Linked DNA regions of Mus musculus: all the other regions are linked to region 3. A link is a loop called in an ENCODE intact Hi-C map of the cell type or tissue named here. Cell type or tissue: left cerebral cortex. All regions are shown on one strand. Links, peaks and the distances in the headings refer to the core of each region. The heading gives the core; the rest is flanking DNA.

Region 1 (5,917 bases), core at 1,092-5,091, 73 kb after region 3:
GTAGGGCTGACCCTGGCCACCTGCCCAGTCTCCTCATGTCCAGGGCCTGACCCTCTCTCTTTGAAGTTTCTGGAACACTCAGAGGTTGTCTAGCTTCGGGGGTTATCTCCACCACCTCCCCACATCCTGTTCCCTCACTATTACCCTCAAGGATGAGGTCTCTCTCTCTCTCTCTCTCTCTCTCTCTCTCCTTCAGTCTAATAGAGGTTTCCTCTGAGAAGCCTCTCTAGATGAGGTGCCTCACTTTACTTATGTTCATTTTTCTTCAGTTTCTCTTAAAATTAGCTTTGTTGTGTTTGTTTTGTTTTGAGACATGGTTTCCCTGTGTAGCCCTGGCTGTCCTGGGAATCACTCTGTAGCCCAGGTTCGCCTTGAACTCAGAGATCCATCTGTTTTTGCCTCCAGAGTGTTTGCATTAAAGGTGCTTGTCAGCACCACCCAGCCTTTTTTGGTTTTTCCAGACAGGGTTTCTTTGTATGTAGCCCTGGCTGTCCTAGAACTAGTTCTATAGACAAGGCTGGTCTCAGACCCACAGAGATTTGCCTCTTGAGTGCTAGGATTAAAGGGATACACCACCATCGCCCCACTAAAGCAACTTTTTATTATGGGGATTTTTTTTCTCCTTAAAAACAGGGTTCTCGGGTTGGAGAGATGGCTCAGCAGTTAAGGGCACTGCTCTTCCAGTTGACTTAGGTTCAATTCCCAGCACCCACATGGCAGCTCACAACTGTCTGCAACTCCAGTCCCAGGGAATCTGACATCCTCACCCAGACAGAAATGCAGCAAAACACCAATGCACAATAGATAGATAGATAGATAGATAGATAGATAGATAGATAGATAGATAGATAGATAAGAAAGACAGAACTCACTACAAGTAGCCCTGGCTGACCTAGAACTCAATCTGTAGATCAAGCCAACTTCCAACTTATAGAGGTTCAACTGACTCTGACTCCCGAATGTAGAGATTAAAGATGTGCTACCATACCTAGTGGAGAATTTATTTTGAAGACAGGAACTCACTGGAAGCTCAGGTCAGTTTCCATCTTCCAGGAATCCCCCTGCCCCAGATTCCTGGGTTGTGCATCATTAAGTCGTGCTATTATGTTGATTCTGCCTGATTCTTCTGAGGAAGCTGAAGCAGACTATTACAAGTTCAAGGCCTATGTGGTCTATAGATGAGTTCAAGGTCACTCTGGGGCAGTTTAGCGAGACTTTATCTTGAAATAACACAAACACAAAACAAACTGAAGCTAATCTTGGTTGTCAATTTGACACACCCAGGAAGAAGGAATTGCCATTGAGAAATTGCCTCGGTCAGATGCCCATCCTGTAGGCATTTCTGAGGAACATTTCTTGATTGTTACCTGCTGCAGGAGGGCCCAGCCCACAGTGGGCAGCACCACCCCTAGGCAGGTGAGTCCGGCTGTATAAATGAGGTAGCTGACTTTTCTGAGCTGTGGTCTTTGAGAGCTAGCCAGTAAGCAGCATTCATTGCTGGTCTCTGCTCCAGTTCCTAGCCAGGTTCCTGCCCTGACTTCCCTTTCCTCCCAGAGTTGCTTTTGGCTGTGGTGTTTTAAACAAACAACCAGAAAAGCAGGAAAAAACTGAGCAGACTTTTACAAACACACCGCCTACCTCCAATGCCTCATCTACAGGTAACAGGTCAGGGGATTCTCAAACATTTTGGCCATGGATCTCAGTAACACACATTTTATACACGTTACAAGCTATCCTCCCTCCACTCCACCCAGGAACTTTAATTAAAACATTAATTAGTTTGAGGCAGACAAATCCCGCCTGGAGGGGAGCTACTGGCACCTGAGAGCAGCTGAAGGAGGGAGTCGGTGTTCCTTAAGAACGTAGCTCCTGAAGCACTCTGGAGGCAGAGGCAGGCAGATTTCTGAGTTCGAGGCCAGCCTGGTCTACAAAGTGAGTTCCAGGACAGCCAGGGCTACACAGAGAAACCCTGTCTTGAGAAACCAAAAAAAAAAAAAAAAAGAAAGAAAGAAAAAAAGAAGGTAGTTCCTGGAAGACTGAGCACACTCCAGTGGAACCCTGTGCAAGCATCAAGAGAATGTGAGCAGCAGATTGCACTTGATAGGATTTTTGTTTGTTTTGTTTTTTGAAGAAAACAAAGTTGTTTGGTTTAGGGAAGTGGGGTGAATATGAGAGGGGTTAAAATGGCCAAAACACAGCCAGGCATGGTGGCGCACGCCTTTGATCCCAGCACTCAGGAGGCAGAGGCAGGCAGATTTCTGAGTTCGAGGCCAGCCTGGTCTACAAAGTGAGTTCCAGGACAGACAGGGCTACACAGAGAAACCCTGTCTCAGAAAAACAAAAAAAACAAAAAACAAAACAAACAAACAAAAAAATCAAACACATGTGTGTGTGTGTGTGTGTGTGTGTGTGTGTGTGAGAGAGAGAGAGAGACAGAGACAGAGACAGAGAGAGGCAGAGAGAGAAACAGAGAGGGAGAGAGGCAGAGAGAGAGAGAGGCAGAGAGAGAGAGAGAGAGAGAGAACCATGTGCCTGCGGGAGTCTGTTCTCTCCTTTACCTACCATGTGATTCCCAGGGATCCAACTTTGTTTGAGGTTTGGCAGCAAGCTCTTTACCTGCTGAACCTCGTTGGTGATCCCTTGTGGCTTTTTAACATAAATCTCCCCCCAATCTGATGCTGTGATAAAGCGTGGATTGAAGGGGGAATGACATTTTAGACTTAGATCCACACACTAGACATACACAGTAAGTAAAGAGGAAACGGAAGTGCACTGAGCAATATTTCCTACCTTATTTAGTCTGTTTTATTATATTTGTTAGTTCTGGCTAGGATCCTCTATTTTGAACATAGCATTGAGAGCACTGAGTGAATGTTCTTCCAACTGTGTCTCTGCAAAATCGTCGGCACCTACCTTCTTGTCAAGCATTGGTAGCCAGATCATGCCATCTAGTGGTCATGCCTAGATCTGTGTCTTTCTCTTACTGAGATGTCAATGGGATTCGGGTGCTTATGATAAGAAAGCAAACTAATACAGAGTGGATCTAGGGGGCTCATGCTTGTAATTCTAGCACTTAGCAGGTGCAAGGAAGAGGATGAAGAATTCAAGGCTAGCTTAGGCCAGCCTGGGTTACATGTGAGCTGGTCTCAAAAACTAAAAATGTCTGGTCCAGGCTAGGCTAGGCACCTTATAGTGAGGTAAAGGGTTAACTATGGTCTACACCTTGCCCCACAGAGCTGTTCTGTATGGTAGCTACTACCCACTTAGGACTACTGAGACTTGAAGTATACTTAGTGTAAAACCAAATTTTGTTCCATTTTTTTTCTAATTTCAGATCAAATTACTTTTTGTGGGACTAGAAAGAGGCAGTGAGGTCATGGTATCTGGACAGTAGAACACTTGCCTGACATATGTGCGACCCTGGCTTTAATCGCCGGCTTCAGTCCCTACACAGGGGGAAACGTGCTAAGATCAATACATCGTTGAGCCTGATGTGGTCACAGCACTGTCAGAGGCAGAGCTGGAAAGCTGGGAGCCAGAGGTAGGAATCTGGTAAACACTTGGAACACAGTGCAGGCCTGGGAAGGCAGGGCCTGTGTAAGGTCAGAGTGAGAAGCCAGTACGTGGTGATGATTCTCAGAGATGGATTTCTTAGATATGTAAGAAGAATGTTAAAGGGAGCTTCCTGATTGGGAGGCTGAGGTAGGGAGAAACAAAAGATGGAGGAAGTCATCCATAGCATAGGAGCAGGGGCTGGGTGGGCAAACTCAATCCTGAACACTCCAAACAGGCCTGATGGCTCAAGAGACCAAGATACAAGGTGGCCCTGGGCAGGGAATAAGGATTCAGCGTGATCCGGACCCTGCTGAGAATCCTGGCCTAGGCAACTTCATCCCAATAGGTCCTGAGATCAAGCTCATCTGAGTCACTGGGCGGGCTCCCTCCAGACCTGTAACAAGGGACTTTTCAACTTTGCCCCAAGCACTTGACAACTACTATTTTTAAACCTTACAAACACATTCTATTATTACCTCTCTTTGTACAGACACAGCCACCAAGGCACAGAGTAGTTAAGGACCAGCCCCAAGGTCCCACAGCCACCAGTGATTATAACTTGGAGTTGGCTAGTGGCTCCCCTGGGGCCTGAGCTTACAGCTGGCCCTCGGGTCTGGAGGGAAACATTCCCCCAGGGCATTTGCACTTTTTTCACAAGCATCTCGGATGATTCCGATGGTCAGAGAAGCTGGACAGGGGACCCTGGCCCTGGCCTTGCCTTGGTGGATGCCAGATAGGGTCCAGCTTCCTTATTCCACAGCTCACTTCCATTTCTAGTTGGGTCTGTTTACACAGCACCACAGGACTATTCCTAATGTGCTACATCCACTCCAGTAGGGACTCGTGTCACAGACAGGTTTAAAAGTCTGGAAGCAGTCACGAGGCAAAGAGTTTCAAGGAAACTTAGCCTCCTGGAACCTTGGCATTCCCATAGCTAAACTGCCCCAGATTTGTCCCTGCAATATTGTGGAAGGTCTTGCGTGCTTTCTTACAGTATTTTACTGGCTAAGAGATAGAAGTCTCAGGGCAAGCTTAGCAAAGTATACTTAGAATCTTCATTACAGCCAGGTATAGCAGACTACATTGCATATTGGTGAATTCTTCTGACAAATGAAAATTCCCTACAGATACTTAAAAGAACTGCCAAGTTACTTTCATATGCAAGTATTTACCAAGGCCTAGGAAAAAGGGGGTTGTGGATTTGCATTATTCATAAGGTCTGCTAGAGCAGAACCCCCTGGTGCTAGCTTTCACAAGGCTCAAAGGAGAAGGACAAATTGTGACTAGGGTGTGAAATCCTTACCAGTCATTAATTGACTCTAGCTAGGCAGGGCTGTTTTATCTTTACTGTAAACACTACCTGGTTCCTGTCAGCCCTTTGAAGCCATTCCTTGTCTTGTGTAAGACAGTTTAAATGTACCTTGCCTGCTGTGACACCCTACTCCTTTGTTTTCTGTATTATATAAGACTGCTGTTTGCTTTGTGAAAAATTACATTAAGATTCAGCACTCCCTTGTGTCTGGGTCTGTCAATTCTCGCCAACTCCTTGCCCACCTGTCTGGAACCTTGATTCCCCATGGGTTGAGAGGGGCTGACTGAGCCTGGTCCATGGCACTCATGTCTTTTTCTTTAAAAAAATTTTTTTTAAATTATTTACTTTATTCGTATGAGTACACTGTAGGTGTCTTCAGACACACCAGAAGAGGGCATCAGATCTCATTGTGGGTGGTTGTGAGCCACCATGTGCTTGCTGAGAATTGAACTCAGGACCTCTGGGAGAGCAGTCAGTGTTCTTAACCACTGAGTCATCTCTACAGCCCTGATTATTATTGTTTTTGAGACAAGACCTCACCATGTAGCTTTGGCTGGCCTGGGATCTGTTAGGAAGACTAGGCTGGCCTTGAACTGATGGAGATCCACCTGTATCTGCTTCCCCAGGAGGATAAGGATTAAAGACATCCACCACTACACCCAACAAAGTCCAATATTTTATCAATAGGATTTTTTCTCTTTTCTGTTCAAGATGGAGCGACCTCTATCAATTGGTTTTGACATCAAATGCCTGTTGTTTTCTTGCTAGAATGCACATTTTCACCTAAATTGTCCCTGATGTCCAAACCCTATAACACTGCCTGAAACATAATAACTGCTTTTTCCTTTCCTTCCTTCTTTTTTTTTCCCATTTCTTTCTTTCTCCACCCCTCTCCTACTACCACAAGGTTTTGCTGTGTAACTCAGCTGCTTAGAACTTGCTCTTCAGACCATGCTGACCTCAGACTCAGAGATCTGCCTGCTTCTGCCAGGATTAAATGTATTTTTTGTGAATAAAACACAAGGCTCCTGGGGTTGGCGAGATGGCTCA
Region 2 (5,917 bases), core at 1,099-5,098, 54 kb after region 3:
ATCTAACCTCAGCTGAGCCTCGTTATTTTCATCCCCAGATAATAGTGGCTATTGAGGGAAGCCAATATTTTGTGGAATTATCATGACTAATGACCACACGAACAGGTCCTCTCTGTGGGTAGATTGCTGAGGAGTTCCACTATGCTTTCCTTTCCAGCCCCAACAAAATGATCCATCTGTGGTCCTCCTGGCCACACCTTCAGCTTAAGGAGTAGGGATGGGCTCCCGTATCCATCCTTCCTGCAGGCCTGGAGGCACCTCACAATACCACCTACACATCTGCCACGTTTCCTGCCGGTATCCCTGCCCCACTCTGAAGGTTAGCAGTGTCTCCCCTCAAGGGACTGGACTAATTGTTTCCCAGACCACAGACCAGCAGGAGCTGGAAATCCTATTTCAGGCACACCCTTCTGCTCTGCAAGTTTGGAAAGTCGATTCTAAGACAATCTGGAAATCTAGACAAAGGAAAGCCTCATGGAACAACTGAATTCTGAGAAAAAAAATTCTTTTAGATTTATTTTTTGTTTATGGGTGTTTTGCCTGCATGTGTATCTGTGCGGCATGTTTGTGTCTGGTGCCCTCAACAGAGGTCAAAGGTGAATATTAGAGCCCCTGGAACTGTAATTATGAATAGTTATGAGCTACCGTGTGGGTTCTGGGACCTGAGTTGGAGTTCGCTGCAAGAGCAGCCAGTCCTTAATCAGCTGAGCCATCTCTCCAGCTCAGAACACTGAGTTCTAAGCCTGGGTGGTAGTATGTACCTAATTGAGCATGGGGCTAAGGCAGGATGGCTGCAAAGTTTGAGGCCAGCCTGGGAGACAGAAAGATCCTATCTCAACCCCCAAATATCCCCCTTCTCCCCCAAAAAGAATTATGAAGAAGCTCCCTCAAGAAATCAAACTTAAGGGATGTGAAAAACTCCCAAGTCTCAAGTCTAGGAAGACCCAGACTCTTGTGGTTTTGATAATGTGATTACTGGCATTCTGATCTTAGGAATTCTGGTTCTAGTTCCTCACGGAAACTCCCGTTTTCCACTTCCTCTGACATTTGTGTGACTTCAAGCTTACCAATTTTGGATGCTAAAAGTAGATTTAAAATCTCTTCTCTAAATAGAGTTACATAATTCCCAGAAATTTTGTGATAAAAACTAAAAAAAAAAAAAACAAAAACAAAAAAAAACCCAAACCAAAGCAAATGGGCACACAGGTACATGCACACACATATGTATACACATACATACACACAGGCACGTACACAGGCATATGCATAGGCATATACACATGCACATATACATACACATGCATACACAATGCATACACATGCAAACACCATACATACACATACACATCCATACATACACGCAAGGCCCATAAATCTAGTGACTATGGGTGTGTAGATGAGTGATAGAGCACATATCATCATGTGGCTCTAGGTTCAGTCTCCAGCACCAACCAACCAACCAAATTACAAAGAAACCAAACAAAATAAAACCTCACACCTGGTTCCAAAATCCAGGTACAAAGCACAGTGATAGTCACAAACCTTGGTTAGGTATGGTGGTACACACCTGTAATGACAGCACCTAGAAGACTGGAGGACCACAAGTTCAAGACGAGCTTGGGATACATTGTGAGACTGTCCTACCAAGCCAGCCAGCTAAACAAAAACTCTGCCACCTCATGACTTTAATGCTAAAAACAAAAAACAAAACCCACAAAGTAATGGCGATTTGGTCAGAGCATTATCTAGAATGTTTTTTCAGCCCACTAGGCTTTTATATTTCTACTTTAGAGACCATAAAATGGAGCTCCAGGCCTGAAGTTTTGGGGAGCAGTGGGGGGGGGGTGTGGCCTGGGGAGGGAGGAAGGGTGAATTGCACAGTGTCTTCTCTGAAACTAAGGAAATTCCCTGTCTTAGGTGTTCCCAGGAATCTGGGCACAGACCAAGATTCCCGTCTTTACATCAATTTCCCTAAACTGTGGTCTGAGGTCCTTCCCAAGAGCCCCTCAGAAGCTCGTCTCCCGGTTTCTTCCCTGCTTCTGAATGCAGAAGAACAGTGATGACTATCACTCTTGCTAGGGGCAGAGAGGAGATAGTTGGCTAGGGGAAAGACACGGGAGGTCCTCGGCTGGCTGTTGGGTCAAATTTCACAGCCGAGGGCTTTGGGTGCCAGCAGTGGAAGGTAAAAGAGACAGAGCTAGGTTGACCTAAAGAGTTGAACTATGAGGAGGACAGAATGACCCACCCAGAGGTGTGGAGTGTTGGATGATGCGCAGAAGGACAGGAGCATACGGAGTAAAGTTAGACATCTAGGGCATGCTTTTACTCTTGCACCTGAGATAGGGAGCCGGATTTGCTGACCTCTGCCCTGCGGCCGGGTGAGCTCTTCCCTGAACCAGTTCCCGCACTCCCTGGGCTCCAGCATCTTACTTGGCCCTCATCTCCCTGAGTCTTCTGGCTTCCTGCCCTACTAATTCAGATCTGTGCCCCTAATCCTCTTTTCCTACCCATCCCATCCAATTCTTCGGTCCTTCAACTCTTTGCTTTCTTAACTCAGAACGAACTCAGCTTGTTTCTCCATCCTTCTGGCCGGTGGTTTAGAAACCCCTAATCCAAGACATCCGGCACACACACACACACACACACACACACACACACACACACCCCGGTATCCTTTCTGCGTCCTTTCTCCTAGTGTGCCCACCTTCCCGAGCCTGCACAGATCGGAGCCTGGGCACTAACCCGATTCGGAAGAGCAGCCGCTGGCTGCGCGTCATGAGGAGGCCGCGGAAACCCCGCTGTTCTTGGCAGCTGCGGGGACTCAGGAGCAGCACGAAGGCGAAGAATAGCAGCCAACAGCCGGAGACCCACAACCAAGGCGCGAGCCAGCCCTGCCAAGCCATGCTGGGGGCCGGGACCGGGGGCGGGGCTTGGCGTTGCTAGGCGACGGCCCCGCCCCGGCCCCTGGTGCGGAGAGGCGGGGCTCCCAGCACCTGCGCGCTAGGGTGCGATGGCACTTGGCTCCGCCCACTACATCGCGTTCAGACCCGGCTCCTCGCCAGCTACGGCCTGGCACGCGCTGCGAATCCCTAGGCTAAGTACAGACTGGCTCCTCCCCCTACTGGTGGGTCTGGAGGCGGAGCTCTAGCTAGCATAACCGCGTGCTAACCAGTGTCCGTATAGGCAGAGTCTTGTGAGAGGACAGAAGACAAGCCCTCCTTCTTCCTGTGCAGGGGAGAGACCTTGGAGTGGTCCTCCTGAAGAGAAACCTTAGACTCCTAAACTTTACCAGCTAGAAGACAACCTGGAGTTCGTTGGATCTTCTACTGTTCATTTATTCATTCACTAAATTGAAGGCATTGTGCCAGGTTTTCAGGTGGTCAAAAGACCAGAGAGCCCAGAGGTAGCTTAGAGGATCAACACTTGCTACCAAACCTGCTGCCCTGTGTGAATCCTTGGACCCGCTTGGTGAAAGGAGAAAATCACTCCCACAAGTTGTGGAGGGCTATGGTGCCTGAGACCACACAAATACACTGTATTCAGGCTGGGGTAGTAGTTTGATGGTGTAGCATGTGCCAGACCCTGGGCTCAATCCCTAACAGGGAAGATGGGTGCATTCCTGGAACCTACACTATAGAATGCAGTAAGGAGAATAAGTGGGCAAACAAATAAAATTGCATGTATACACATGTGCATATGTTATGTGCTCACAAACATGGATGCGATGAGAAACAGTGGTACGTATAGGGAAGCGAATAGGGGAATCAATATGGAACACATTGGATCAATTTAGATGGGGAGGGCATGTGATATTTCACCCAGAAGAGAGGCCACAGTCCACGGAGACTTTATCAAGGTTATGCAGCCATGCGTGGGAGAGCCAGGTCTAGCAGTTAGACATCCTCAGTTCCATGCCCAGTCTGGTTTCCACATCTGTGGCTCCTCGCCCTATTACTACTGCCTTCCTAATGAGTTCTAGAAGCTGTTCTGGCCAATGGAGTGGAGATGGGTGTGAGAGCAAGTGTGTCTCAATGTCCAAATTGAGGCACAAAGGAGCCAGGGCTGGGCTGTGTGCAGTCTGCCTTGCCTAGCCTTCTGCAGGAAGTGAAGGAAACTCTGCTAAGTCAGGCTGGCCATCACTCCCACTGGGAGGAAGCTGGAGGGAAGCAGGTGAGGAAATGCTCTTGCTTCCCACCCTGCTTGTTGTGCTCAGCCTGAGAGCCCTAGATAATCACACCCCACATCTGTGGTCTCAGAGTCGGTCACAGCACACTGTGCAGCTGAAGGTTCCTATGTATAATTTTCTACTTCATTCTCCCTCCCTCACACCCCAACAAAGAGCCAAGGGGTGGATTAAAGTCTCCCTAAACTGCACTGCAGTCCACCCAATTCTTGCTTTAACCTGAGAGCCCCAGGCACTCGGTTTCTCTTCTGTTGGAACATCTGAGGGAGGGACAACCTGTACTTGCCCTGTCTCTTCCCTAAAGTTTTACTTCTCTGTGCCCTGGCACAGGAAAGGGTGAAGCTGCCAAGGCCTGGGGGATTGAGGGGGGGGGATGAGAGGAAGACCAAAAAGCAAAAACACAGAAGGCATGACCAGTACAGGAGAGTTTGTGTCTCTCTCTGTCTCTGTACATGCAATGTTGAAGGATTGTGGGTCATTGTGAACATAGCCTGCTGCAGGGAGGGCTCTGTAAAGCAGTATTATATGGAGAGATTAGGGTGCAGTCCCTGTAATCTGAAACAGGAAATGCAGGCTCAGGCATGACCCTGCAGAAGACACAATTTAATCTTTAACCTCAGCCCCGGCCCCACCATGAGCAGGTGCTTGCACACACACACACGTGTACACACACACACACGTGTACACACACACACACACACACACACACACACACATACACACACCACTCATTTATAGATAATAAACTCAAGATACTGTTTATGAACTCCTTGGAGTCACAGCGGGGCTGGGGATAGAGAGTGAAGGGCAGTGTCTGTGCAAACTCACGCAAGCTCAGGGAGCCAGCCTCTCCTGCTCTGGTGTGTTCTGGAGGGTACTCCATGACTGCTCCTCATCTGCCGTAGCTCTCCCTTGTCCACGAGAATCTGCTGTTCTAGCAAGCTAGATGCTATTCACCTTCTTCCTGCATTCTGCCCTGTGATACCTAACGACTCACAATTTCTAGAACTGACCATATTGTTTTGCATTCCCGTGCCTTTGTATACACTGTGTTCTGTCTGGAGTGCTGCTCACTCTTTGTTCCATAGATTCAGATCTCATGTGCTCTCCTGTGCAAGCACGCACTTGTGCATTCCGTGCCCTTTGGTAGGATACTCATGCCACGCCTTCCCACTTGCTCACTGTATCAGCATGTAATCTCAGGCTTCACTAGCCTTCTTCAGAGTGGAGACTATAATTTAATGTATTCTTCTTCAGCTTGCCAGTGGCTGGCATGGTGCCACCTGCATATTAAATACTTACTAAATGTTCTTTGAAATGTCAAAGTCCCATCCACAGCCCACAGGGCCTCTGCTCCATAGCTGAGCCTATGTTTCCAACCTCCTCAAATGACAACATTCTTCTGCTTATCACTTTGGGTTGGTCGCTTGGTCCCTCAAAAGTACCAAGGTTGTTACCACTTTGGGCCCTATGAAGTTAATCTCTGTGTCAACTTGATAAGATCTAGAATCACCTGAGAGGTGGGCCTCTTTGCCTGTGGGGGATTGTTTTCATTAGGCTAATTGAGGTGAGATCATGTGGGCAGCACCATTCCCTGGGCTGCAATCTGATCTGTATTTAAAGGAATTTAATGATCCCCTTTTCCTAATTATGAATGAGATATGACCAGCTGCTTGCAGGCTTCTGCTATCTTAACTTCCTTGCTGTGATGCAATGTAGTCCTCAACTGTGAGT
Region 3 (5,917 bases), core at 1,333-5,332:
TTCAACCCAGGCCCTTCCAACTCTCTCCGAGCGCCTCTTCTTGGCCAAGCCCACCAGGGGTGCCTTCGCTTTCTTACCTGGGCCTGCACACTTCCCAAAAGGAAATGTATGACCCGAAGTTGAATGAGCCCGGGTCCAGCGACTGGGCCATGCAGCTGGCGGCCTCAGATTTCCATCGTTCCTTAACATCCCACCCCCACCTTGACACTCATGAACCTGCCCTGTAAGCTCACACCAGTCCTCAGAAGCCACCCCAAACAAAGACCTATCACCCCCTTCAGGCCTTAGCTGGGGGGTCTCTTCGGGAGCCAGAGAGCCTAGAGTTCCCACCTTCTGCCAGAAGCTCCGTAGCCCTCGCCCTGTTCTAGTGCTATATTGTGAGGATTAAACTGCCAGTCCGGAGGGTGGGGGCAGTGTTTGTTTTTGTTTGTTTGTTTGTTTCCTTGCAGGGGAGCATGGCTCCATCTCTGCTGCCGTCTCCCCTCACCCAGCAGTTGGTGGTGGGCTTTACCCACACAATCTATTATGATTATTATTTATTATTTTATGTATATGAGTATACCAGACACACCAGAAGAAGGAATCCCATTACAGACGGTTGTGAGCCACCATGTGGTTGCTGGGAATTGAACTCAGGACCTCTGGGAGAGCATTCAGTGCTCATAACAGCTGAGCCATCTCTCCAGCCCCTAAGATGATTATTATTTTAATACTCATCCCCAAGAAAAACAATGGTGTGGACTGCTATCCGGGACTAAGCAGGATACTCTGGGGCACCTGAGACAAGGGTCCTTCCCTTCACCACCTCAGTTTCCTGCTTGTGGATGGACTGGACGGGAGGTCTGGTAGGACGCCCTCAGCTGGCTCCCCGGAAGCAGGTATGCGAGGACTGACTGGTGAAACCCTAAGGTAGGCCTCTTTCCTTAAATTCAATTTGAGTTTTGGGGCTGAGGTCTTTAGGGCCGCCACGGGGATGGAGGAGCACTAAGTGCCGGCCCCTGGCTGGAAATGGCCAACCTTATCCCTGATCTTGGGCCTTGGTAAGTCAGACAGGTTGGCTGAATTCCAACACTCCAGAGGCAGAGGCAGAGGCTGGCAGATGTCTGAGTTCAAGGCCAGTCTCTTCTACAAAGTGAGTTCCAGGGCAGCCAGGGCTACACAGAGAAACCCTGTGGTGTGGTGTGGGTTAAATCATTATTTTTGTGTGTGTGAGCATGTGTCACAAAACATGTGTGGAGCTAGAGAATCCACCCATGTGTGTCCCAAGGACAGAACTCTGGTCTTTGGGAATGGTGACTGGTATCCTGACATACTGAGCCATCTTGCTGACCCTAAGATTTATTATTGCTGTTGTTGTTGTATTTATTATTAATTTTGAGCAAGCCTCATTATGTAGCCTTTGCTGGACTGAAACTACTACTTAGCCGGAGCTGGCTTGCCTCCAGTGCACAGAGATCCACCTGCTTCTGTCTCCAGAGCGCTGATATTAAGGAGTGTGCTACAATGTCGCTAAGATTTATTTTTACGTATATGTGTTAGTGTATGCAGTGAGTGTTGGGGTGCCTTTGGAAGCTTGAAGAGTGTCCTGTCCCCTGAGCTGGGGTTCCAGGCTGTTGTTAGCTGCCATGTTAGCTTGTGCCAGAGGAGCTGGGAAGTTCAGTCCTATGGAGGTGAGTGTTCAGTAAGTGTTCTGGGCCAAACTTACCTTCTCAGCGCTCAATTCTAAGTCCTAAACACAACTAGTCATACGATCAGCTTCTCCCTCCTTCTGGGTCCCCCAGCCCCATTCCACAGCATCTGAGAACCAAGAATTGTGGACACACTCACTGACAGCCCTTTCTTATTTAACGTTCACAATCCTGTGCTCAGTGGTCTTCCTCTTTTTTTAGGGGCCGGGGGGCTCGAGACAGGGTTTCTCTGTACAGCCCTGGCTGTCCTGGAACTCACTCTGTAGTCCAGGCTGGCCTCGAACTCAGAAATCCGCCTGTCTCTGCCTCCTGGGTGCTGGGAATAAAGGCGTGCGCCACCACGCTCGGCCCAGTGGTCTTCTTAAACTCGCAGTGTCATCCTGCCAGTTCATTTTGCCCTCCCACCCCCTTGCCCTGAGAGCTCCTGGACAGACAGCTGACATCCTCTTTAATTCGGGACTTTTACCTCTCTTCCACTTCTAACCCAGGGCTTATCACAGAAAAAATTAAAAAATAAATGAAAAATAAATAAAGCACCCAATTAGTGCCAAGTGAATCGCTTGAATGTCCACCAAGTTGGGGGACACGGGAGAAATTAGAGGGGAATCTGGAGATGCTTTCTTTGCCAGCCCCCTACCCCTTTATTATCTCGGATCCCATCTTCTCCAGCAGCAGGCACCAAGGCGAGGGGAGGTACTCTTTCTTGCTCAGGCACCCAGACCTCTCCCTTAGCCACTCCTTTTGGGCCCACTCTTTTCATTGCCCTTTTAAGAAAGAGGAAATTCTTTTCATAAACAAGCGCCCCACTCTGAGCGGCCAGTCCACAGCCTTCCCAGCTGGGTTCCGGGTAATAGGAGCTGCTTTCAGACAGAGAACCTCCCCCAGGCTCTACCCTGGGAAAAGGCTCCCCGGTCACCCCTTCCCCCGTGCGGCTCTGGGCTGTTCTAGGCTACAGTGCAAGGAACCGGAGGAGTCAGGAGGAGGGACTTAGGGGAGCCTAGAAACTGCCTAGGGAGCGTCTGCAATGTGCTAGGTCTACACAGGGCGAAGGGTTCCGGGACGCTGACTGCGGAGGAGGGGGTTCCCCGCCCACACCGCTACTCCCTACCCGGGCGCGGAGGTGGCTTCTGCGGCCCTGGGAGAAAGCACCCTCCTCTCACCTGTGTCCCGCTTGCCCTTGAAGGAGGACAGGGCCTAGGCCGGAGTGTGGGCGCCCGGGAGAGTCCCTGCCCCTAGGGGGAGCTGAGAGTGAAGTACAGGGAACCCTAATAGCGCAGCGTGGGAGTCAGGTCAGCCCAGTTCCCTGGGGAGATGGCAAATGAATTGGGCCTTGAGGCACAGACTTTTGGGTTCTTTATGGTCTGGCTCCTGACAGAGAAGGAGCACTTTCTAGGTTTTACTCTCTGGAAAATAGGTTTCCGTACAGTCATTTGGAGGGTTCGGGTTTTGGCGTTTAGATTTTCTAGCGCTTTGGAACAGAGGGGAGCTACCCTTTGGTTCATCGGACGATTTCTATTTTTTTAAGTTTCTTCCAGTCCGACTCTTCCTCCCCCCAAGTTTGTCAGGTCCTCCTCCTCCTCCTCCTCCTCCTCCTCCTCCTCCTCCTCGTCCTCCTCGTCCTCGTCCTCCTCCTCCTCCTCCTCCTCCTCCACTTTCCTTCCTTCTTTTTACTTCCTTCTTGAGACAGGCTCTCAGGTAGCCCAGGTTGGACTCGAACTCAGTTTATTTTATTATTGATTGATTAACTGGGTTTTTTAGAGACAGGGTTTCTCTGTGTAGCCCTGGCTGTTCTGGAACTCACTTTGTAGACCAGGCTGGCCTTGAACTCAGAAATCCACCTGCCTCTGCCTCCCAAGTGCTGGGATTAAAGGCGTGCACCATCACTGCCCAGCTTGGACTCACTTTTTAGGAGGATAACCTAGAACTCTTTAAGATTTTTTTTTTAAGATTTATTTATTTTATATATGTGAGGACACTGTTGTTGTCTTCAGACACACCAGAAGAGGGATCCCATTATGGATGGTTGTGAGCCACCATGTGGTTGCTGGGAATTGAACTCAGGACCTCTGGAAGAGCAGTCCGGTGCTCTTAACAGCTGAGCCGTCTCTCCAGAGACCCGACCTAGAACTCTTTAGGACTCCTCCCTTCATCTTCCACGAGCTGGAGTGAGACAATGGAGTTGTGGCAGTTCTGTTTGAGGTGTTCTGGGAACTGGAGTCACCTTCAGTTGAAAGCCACCACGTTGATGCTGGGAATTGAATCCCCATCTTCTGAAAGGGTGGTGGCTAGTGTTCTTCACACCTGAGCCATCTCTCGCCCCAGGCACTGTGTTTTTTAAGTCTCTTAGGTTGTGGTGATAAGAATGGTGTCATTATTCCGAGGTAAAGCACTTGTCCAAACTGGAAACCGGTAATCCAGAAAGCCAGTAGGGGACCTCCAATTGCTCTGCTGTGTCTGCCCTGTTGCCTCTTTGCTTGCTGGATGCCGCGGTCACCCGGAACCCTGCACGCCTCCCTGCTCCTCGTTAGGGAGCCCATATAAGAAGTGCTTGTGGGAGCTGTGGGTCAGGAAGGTGGCTCCGTGGGCGATGCAACAGGTCCAGGCCTGGGGAAGGACCATGAGTTGAGGAGAGGCCAGAGCGCCTCAGAAGCCCCCTGTGTCTCCCTCTCCTGCCCTCCCTGCCCCGTGGCTGACCCCAGTACCAGATAAGCAGTCAGGCCCAAGTAACCTATTGCGAACAGAGCCACAAGGCCAAAGTAGGCAGGGTGCGGGAGGCTGGGCAGGTAGCTGATCACAAAGTACAGGTTGATGGCGCAGACTAGCGCCATGATGCACGAAGTGATGGCTTTGCTCATCCTGGGGGAAAAATGGATGCTCAGGGCTGGCTGAAAACAGCCGGGCCTCCTGGATGGTCTCCCCACCTCAGGACACCCCTATCCTCAGGACTGCCTGAATGCTCTAGAGCAGATAGACCCAGTTAGCCACTTGGAGGCACTTCAGGCTCCATCACTGACTTGGCAAGGGGTGTGGTGAGGTTAAGCCCGGGGTTCTAGAAACTGCCCCACCAAACCCTGGTTCCCATACTTAGTAGCTGTGTGACACTAGGCAAGTTCTTTATGGTCTTGGGGCCTTGGTTTCATGGGAAGGTGGAGATAACAGTTGTTGCCTCTGAGTGGCTGAGAGTAGAGAAAGCTGGACCGTGGTGGTCGGGGAAGGGCGTACTCACCGGCCGTTGGCAAACTCCTGCATGACAGCTGGCATGCTGGTGAAAGTCAAAATGGGCAGTACAGCGAAGGGCAGCTGTGGGCAGGGTGGAGACTGAGGCTGAGAGACCCTGCCTTGGCACAGCAGGGTGTGGGAGTGGGGAGTTCTGCCTCTCCTCTGGCTGGGAGCCTTTGGGGACGTTCCCTAAGAGCCCTGAGCAGCCGGGCAGTGGTGGACTTTAATCCCAGCACTTGAGGCAGAGGCAGGTGGATTTCTGAGTTCAAGGCCAGCCTGGTCTACAGAGTGAGTTCCAGGACAGCCAGGGCTACACAGAGAAACTCTGTCTTGAACCCCCCCACCCCACCCCACCCAAAAGAGCCCTGAGCAGTATTCTGTGTCTCAAAAGTGTGCAGGGCTCTCAGACTGCTGTTATTTGAATGTCAGCTCAGCCTCCAGTCAACCAACCCAATGCACTGATTTTTCTATCTGTGGAATGGGGACAGTGGGGCCTCTTGTTTTTTAGTGTGGCTGTAGAATCCTGTGAGTGTTTAGGGCAAACCCCATAGGACTGTTGGAGGGTAGGGAGGGAGCTGCTATGTTCCTAGACCATGGGGCTCACCAGTAGACTCTGCAGAACATTGAGTAGATCGTTGAGGCCGGACAGGTCCTTCAGGTCTCGGAAGACAGCCACCAACACAGTGGGCAGGATGGCGCAAGAGCGCGTGAGAAGGACCCGAGCGAAGCGGGACCACCGCAGCTTAAGGAAACCCTGGGTGGGACCAAGCATCCTGGTGGGGCTACTTGGCCTCCGTTGTCTCAGACAACCCCTCCCCCATGCATTTGTTTGTCTTGGAAATGGGGGTTAGATCTGACTCCTGTTGGTGGGAGAAAGGACGAGTGGGAGAGGGAGGATTCCCATAACTGGTTTGCTGAATATGGAACGCCTTTGGGGGATTCTGATTGTCATCTTACCCTTCTGCAACTCAGAAAGACCCAGCGTCCAAGCCTCTAGCAGTGTGTCTGCT

The links. A loop is a pair of places that touch in the nucleus more often than their neighbours do. Peaks named below come from ENCODE experiments on the same cell type or tissue, not always from the same donor. Only the 100,000 strongest peaks of a DNase experiment are listed, where the experiment ranks them.
Region 1: it touches region 3 in a loop (6-fold over the local background); 15 of 42 quality-filtered maps call a loop at or near these places.
Region 2: it touches region 3 in a loop (1.8-fold over the local background); 4 of 42 quality-filtered maps call a loop at or near these places.

What each region holds. Positions count from the first base shown.
Region 1 is chr1:74,310,541-74,316,457 of GRCm38, reverse strand. All of the region lies in intron 2 of Pnkd (paroxysmal nonkinesiogenic dyskinesia), which reads right to left. Among named protein-coding and RNA genes, the nearest start is that of Tmbim1, 9.2 kb to the right of the region's middle. In left cerebral cortex, for the core only: a CTCF peak has its summit at 2,947 (motif pointing left); a DNase peak (open chromatin) is centred at 2,939.
Region 2 is chr1:74,329,617-74,335,533 of GRCm38, reverse strand. All of the region lies in intron 2 of Pnkd (paroxysmal nonkinesiogenic dyskinesia), which reads right to left. Among named protein-coding and RNA genes, the nearest start is that of Tmbim1, 28 kb to the right of the region's middle. In left cerebral cortex, for the core only: a CTCF peak has its summit at 3,108 (motif pointing left); a DNase peak (open chromatin) is centred at 3,013; H3K4me3 peaks cover 1,905 bases; H3K27ac peaks cover 2,393 bases.
Region 3 is chr1:74,383,768-74,389,684 of GRCm38, reverse strand. It overlaps Slc11a1 (solute carrier family 11 (proton-coupled divalent metal ion transporters), member 1), which reads right to left. Exons shown (of 15, transcript NM_013612.2): 12 at 5,512-5,661; 13 at 4,915-4,988; 14 at 4,391-4,544; 15 at 3,634-4,292. The coding sequence ends at 4,179. Among named protein-coding and RNA genes, the nearest start is that of Ctdsp1, 4.9 kb to the left of the region's middle. In left cerebral cortex, for the core only: a CTCF peak has its summit at 2,908 (motif pointing right); a DNase peak (open chromatin) is centred at 2,635; H3K4me3 peaks cover 1,106 bases; H3K27ac peaks cover 1,782 bases.